Regions from separate parts of the Homo sapiens genome. Here region 1 is linked to region 2. A link is a contact called in ENCODE Hi-C data. All regions are on one chromosome and are shown on one strand. Each heading gives the region's core, a stretch centred on a gene start or an enhancer-like site at or near the end of the contact. The rest is flanking DNA. Distances are from core to core; before and after follow the strand shown. Region 1 holds the start of SGCE (sarcoglycan epsilon). Region 2 holds the start of SAMD9 (sterile alpha motif domain containing 9).

Region 1 (3,292 bases), core at 364-2,863, 1.5 Mb before region 2:
AGCCAGATTCATTTCATGCAGCAAGAGCAATCCACAGATCCAATTCCCCCGCCATACTCAGCAAACCCACAGTTTCCACAAACTGTTGCTGGACGCTGATTCGCGCCACCACAACTACACCGCCACTTCAATCAAGCACAAGTAGGCAGGCAGCCTGCTCTGCCATCACCAAAAGATTCCCATTTCCACTCCAATCAGTGCCCCTCCACTCCACTGCTATAGCGGGAATGGTGTGGGCAGAATGTTAAACACTAATTTTTGCCCGGGGCTCCATTTTGTCTACCAGCACCATCATGCGAGAACCGTCCTGCAGAAAAATAGAGTGGGAGCCATTCCAAAAGGTGAAAGGGTGGGGTCCTGCTCCAAGAAAACAGAGGAATTGTACTCCGCAGCTCATGTCCCACTACGGCTGCTTTATTTGTAGCGCAAACGGTCTGCAGCTCCTGTACCTCTGCAGCTCTTACCACTTTGTAGTGCATCTTAGGTGTGAATTGTTCCGCAGCTCATGTACCTCTGCAGTTCATGTGCCTCGCAGCGCAATGAAGCGCTGTTGTCGGGCTGGCTAATCGCATCGTTTTTGTAGCGTTTTTTGTAGTGCTACTCTTCTGCAGCTCAGATTTTGCAGCGCATGTAAAGCGCAATTCAGTTTTCTGTCTGCAGCTCCTATATCGCTGCTCCTCGTTCTGGATTGTAGCGCCACTGAAGCGCCCATCCGTCAGTTTGTGGCACATAAAGCGCCCATCAGTTTATAGCGCAATGAAGCGCCAGTTGTAGCTCCCATCAGTTTGTCGCCCGCGTGAAGCGTGCTTGTAGCGCATCTGAAGCGCCAGTTTGTAGCGCATTTGAAGCGCTTATCTGTTTGTAAAGCATGGCACTTGGTAGCGCATTTGAAGAGCAAATTGCAAATCGATCTATAGCTCCTGACCGTCTGCAGCTCATCACTGTCCGCAGCTCATCTCTGTCTACAGCCCGTATCTGGACTTGGTCCTGGAAACCCAAGCCTTTAAGGCTTGGTTTCCCCATTTGTTTTGGGGTACAGCCAGTGAAGGCGTGACAAGTTTTGCGTGGAGACATTCTGGGGTGCTACTCCATCTCCCGCAGCTCCCGATAAGCACGGGGAATGAACGTGATCTTTAAAAAAAAAACGTCCTCACCGCATACTCACCACGCGAGGACTCCTCTGCGAAGACAGGAAGGATGGGGTCCCACACCTGAGCCAGGCGCGGTCTCCACTGGGTGCTCCGCAGCCCGGAGTGGCTCCGGACGACAGCCCGCTCAGCGGACCTTTCGCCAGGCTCGGTGGACCTTCTCCGCTGTTCTCCTCAGGGCGCAGTCAGGTTTCTTCGACACACACCAACCGAAGTTGAAGCGCGTGTACCAGGAGCGCAGACTGTGAGCCTTATATAGGTTGCACCGAGGAGGGGGGCGCCAAATCCCAGCGTGCTCCGCGGGCTAGGGGGTGGAGGGGGGTGCGGGGATGGGGGATGGGGGTGGGGGCGGTGGCCACGCTGCAGTGGCCCGCCGCTAGAGGGAGTACGGGATTACCGAGGGGGTGCGGGATGCTGATGCTGAACTGGCCAAGCTGGGAGGGAAGAAGAAAGGGAGGGGAGGGGAGAATCGAGGACGGACGGCCTAGCCAGGCCAAGAATGCAATTGCCCCGGTGGTGGGAGCTGGGAGACCCCTGTGCTTGGACGGGACAGGGTCGGGGGACACGCAGGATGAGCCCCGCGACCACTGGCACATTCTTGCTGACAGGTTAGTGGCCTGCGCGCGACGTGGAGGTCCCGGGGCCAACAGGCCGCCGCCTCCCCCTCCCCCGCTCGGGTTCCGGGCGCCTGAGCGCGCCCTTTGGGCACCAGCCTCTCTTTCTGTCCCGGACCCCACCGTACCCCTCCTTCAGTACACCCTGTACCCCATTTCCCCGGCCCAGCTTCTCTCTCCCCAGGCTTGACCCCTGGCCTTTTTTTCCTCTCCGCGCCCCCGCGGGCCCCTCCCTGCTCTGCGGGCGCAGAAATTCCATCTCCAATTCCTGTTCCCAACATCCCCCTCCCCGCCCAGCCCCAGGGTAGTCCTCTCCCGATCCCTGTAGCAAAGAGCTGGGGGTCGTTGCCTGTTTTTCTGGGGGGCCCGTTTCCCCGCGATTGGGCTCTGCGACCGCGATGCGAGCCAAAGGAAATGGGTGTCAAGCTGCGTCCCCGCTACACAAACACATCTTTTTTCCTTTTCTTGATAGTGGTAGAGAACACAAAAATGTGACATTTAAAACACCGAATTTCCCCCTCTTGCTAAGTGCATTTCTCGGTGACGGAAATCTCGGTTTTCTTCGGTTTTACGGAGCAGGGAAGCGGAATCATGAAATGCTGGGAGCTAAACAGGGCGTTCAGGTCAGGGTTAACCCCGGCTGGAGGCCAGAGATGCTGCCGTACCGAGTGCGCTATTTCCAGAAACCAAAACCAATTTAAAACAGCTGTGGATGCTTCCAGTGTGTTTGGCGGGCTTTGAAGGCTCCCAGCTACCGACTTTTGGTGGCGATTACGAGGTTTACACAGAGACCTTGCTTCCCTTGCAACGTTACATTTTCCTAAATCTTGTAGGGTGAATGAATGCGTTTAGTCACGGCAACCGCACGTTTAATCCTTTCCAGCGGGTTGCCGAGATTCGGCCACAAATATTTGCGTGCATTTGTACTATGAACATATATATTTTATGTCAGGGAAAATTGCAGTGGCTGATAAGACGCTAAAATTCTGATGAGGAAGGATGCTAAATAAAACCTTAACGCGGATTCCCATCTAAGCGCCTCAGTGTCAGGTGCTTGGGAAACTGACAATCTGTTGATGATCTTAGTAAAACAAGTTTAAGTTAAAAGGGAAAACCAAATTGTCTACAGCTGAGTTAGGTTTCTGAAACACAGATGAAACGCTTTCATATTTGAAGAGCAAAATTGAGCACATTTTAGTAACATTGCTACGGATTATTTTATACTTGGAATATCAATAAGAATTTGACTTATTGTCATAACAACGTTGCAGACACCGCACTTTAAAAGAGAGCCTTTCTAGGAATAAACAAAACTGTAGCCCATTTACTGAGATTTTACTTTTTATTAGAAAATGCCCACTATCCGGAATATGAATGAATGAAATGCAGCTTTTTAACAAAGACATTTCCCTAGGAAGTTGGGTAAACACAATTATACTTTTTAGAAGTGCCTTTTAATTTAATCTTTAGGATGTTCACCCTCTTCTGCAAGATAGAATAATTCCAGGATTTCTTATGCTTGGTAGAGTA
Region 2 (2,883 bases), core at 358-2,857:
ACATAGGACACCAGGGAAGTGGGGAAAAGCCAGCAGTCACAGGCCTCACCCCATTTCCACACAACCCACACTCCTAAAGGCCAGTCTCACTCCCACTGTGCCCCTGCCAACAACATCGAATCTATTTCCAGGCAGTCGGTGACCAGGGCTGAGAACTTGCCCCTGGCTATCAGCCTCCCTGCTGAGAAAGCAAGCAGACTCATGACTTTTCTTTTTGGCATCTCAGAGAAACTGCAGTGGCGATACAGTTCCTTCAAAGGGTCTGTGAATTCTCTTGGCTTTCCTGGTATGTTGCTGCAGTAATTCTTGAAGCAAAAGTTCATGATGTGAGTCTCCACATGCTGTCCTGTCTGTCCCAGCAGGAGCTGCAAGCTAGTCCTGCCTCCTCACCCTCACAGAACCACCAGAATAATGTTTGACCAAATATCTAGGCACTCTGTGGCCCGGTCAAGTTGACCCATAAAATTAACCATCACACTGGTCCCCATGCAAAGTGAAACCCAGGTTTTGGAGTTCAGGCCCAGGGTCCCCTTACGAGGAGGGCTCCTGAGGGTGATAAGTGTAATGGTCATATCTAGGCTGTCCTTCATAGCCACTTTCTTTCTTCCTAAACCTCAGGATTTAAGAGCACTGGCCTGAAACCTGGATTCGAATCTCTGCCATGTATTAGTTATGCAAACTTTAGCCATATTATTTAATCTCTATGCCTCAGTTTCTTCACCTTTAAAATTGAGATAAAAATAATCTCTACCTCAGGAGATTGTTGTGAAGAGTAATTAAGTTAATATGAAACATTTAGAACAATGCCTGGTACATGGTAAGCGCCCAATAAATATTTTAAAATAAATGTTTTTAAATGTTTTCATCTAAAACCAGTGTGAATCAGTTGTGGGATGTGGAAACCAAAAGCTAATTGAGCACACACAATAAATATCAGTACTTGCTGTTAGTTTTTAAAATATCAGCTATTTTTGTTGCTCTCACTCAGGCAGTTTTCTCTCTGGCCCTGACACTGACCTTAGAAAAGATAAATCTCTACAATGTGACCATCAGGTCTGCTGCAGCCCTGGTCTGCTCTGCAATAAATGAATTTAGCACTTATTGGGGTGCTCAAAGAAGTCCTATCCCTGAAAGACATTCTTTACACTTTAGGAAAACAGGAATGGACAGTAACTCCACCCTTAAAGGCCAGTGAAATATTGACCTAGAGTATCTCCAACCTGGTGCTCTACAAGGCTGGGACTGCAATGTAAACTCATATTCCCAAGGGATCAATTAAGCCAGAATATCCCACAGTTTGTCTATAACAAGACAATGGGGCTTTCTGCAGCCCTCAAAACTCTCAAGTGAGGAAAAATTGTTAAGCCTTCAGATTTTAACCAAGCAGACCAGAAGGTGGTATATAGCCATAGCTTATTAAAAAGCATTTCAGATAGAAAAGGCGGTGCTGTAATTTCAGATCTGAGAAATGAAACTGAAACCAAACCTATATTCTTCCTTCCCCAACCTCCCAGTTGTTAAACACGCCCTGCTGTTTCTGAGCCAATTAGAGCTTGCTGTGAGACAGAAGCAGAGAATACATAGACTTCCGTTAAAACCAGAATGAGGAAAATACTTTTCTCTAGCATCGTAGGAGGAAGAAAACAAACACATCAGATATTTTCAGCACTAAAAGAGATGGTTTTCCCCACATATATGTAAAAGAAATTTGCAAGACTACTGGGTAAGTACAATATCTATTATTAATATTGTTCTTACTATCTATAGCAGCATTTTATTGAATAGAAAGAAATATACTTTTCAATTAGAAGCTTCAAATATACCTCAAAACAAAAAATAGTATTCTAAGCCTAGAAATTCTAGACTATTTGTTGCTCTGACAGCAGTCTGCTTTATATTAGTTGAAAAATTAGTCATAACATTTCATTAAAGATGCAGTTGAAAACTACAGACACTTTTATTGATGAACTCTCCCAAGGCATACAGCATCTTCAGAAAGAACAAACAGGCCAGGTGTGGTAGCCTGTAATTTGAGCACTTTGGAAGGCAAGGACAGGAGAATTGTTTGAGGCCAGGAATTCAAAATTAGCTTGGGCAACATAGCAAGACCCTACCTAGCAAGATTCCTACCAAAAAAAAAAATAGCTGGATGTGGTGGCACGCAGCTGCAGTCTAGCTACTTTGGAGGCTGAGGCAGAAGGATTGCTTGAGCCCAGGAATTTAAGGTTACAGTGAGCTGTAATTGTACCACTGCACTCCAGCATAGGCAACAGAGTGAGACACTGTCTCAAAAACAACAACAACAACAACAACAACAACAACAACAAACGGAAAGATAGATAAAGAACAGGCAATGAAAACTTAAAAGTACTTTACTTTAATCAAATACAACTTCCACCATCTACTCTAAGAAATAGGTAGCTTCCAGAAAACAAAACTCTCTGAGAGCTTCTCAGATATTGTTGTCGGATGACATACATAGGAAGACAGACAGACAGATAGACTACTATGGGAAGTCTTTGGAATTAAGGCAGCTTTATGTTCCTGGCAAAAATACTAGGTTTATGTCTAATTTCTCCCCAAAGCAAACAGTAAGATAATGCAAGACGGTTGGAGGATCACATTTCTGAATAAAGGTCTGACCTTCAACTCCCTTCTAGAAAAGTTAACAAACCCTACAGTTTAACACCAACCAGAGTTAAAAAATGTATGTGGGTTCAATCAGTAACAAATAGTGTTTCCTACTAAGATGCTCAGAACCAAATTTTCAGGTCAGTTTTTAAAGTATACGGAATCAAAACCAGTAATTTTAGGTACTAATTTTACTCCCTCATTTCACCTTTTCTCCCCCTACCCTTATTTAGCCTTCCCCATGATTTCTTT

Evidence for each region. Hi-C counts contacts between places; a loop is a spot of excess contacts on that map. Pooled maps may share reads with other maps.
Region 1: a map of CD8-positive, alpha-beta T cell shows a loop between it and region 2 (14-fold over the local background). The contact joins the promoter of SGCE here to the promoter of SAMD9 in region 2. A Hi-C loop is called at or near these places in 2 of 168 maps with a recorded cell type or tissue (CD8-positive, alpha-beta T cell and naive thymus-derived CD4-positive, alpha-beta T cell) and 7 of 50 pooled maps.

What each region holds. Positions count from the first base shown.
Region 1 is chr7:94,654,454-94,657,745 of GRCh38, reverse strand. SGCE (sarcoglycan epsilon) reads left to right here and starts at 1,613. Exons shown (of 11, transcript NM_003919.3): 1 at 1,613-1,756. The coding sequence starts at 1,648. It overlaps PEG10 (paternally expressed 10), which reads right to left and starts at 1,421. Exons shown (of 2, transcript NM_001172437.2): 1 at 1,155-1,421. The coding sequence starts at 1,159. RefSeq lists enhancers at 169-218, 1,488-2,265.
Region 2 is chr7:93,116,703-93,119,585 of GRCh38, reverse strand. SAMD9 (sterile alpha motif domain containing 9) reads left to right here and starts at 1,607. Exons shown (of 3, transcript NM_017654.4): 1 at 1,607-1,723.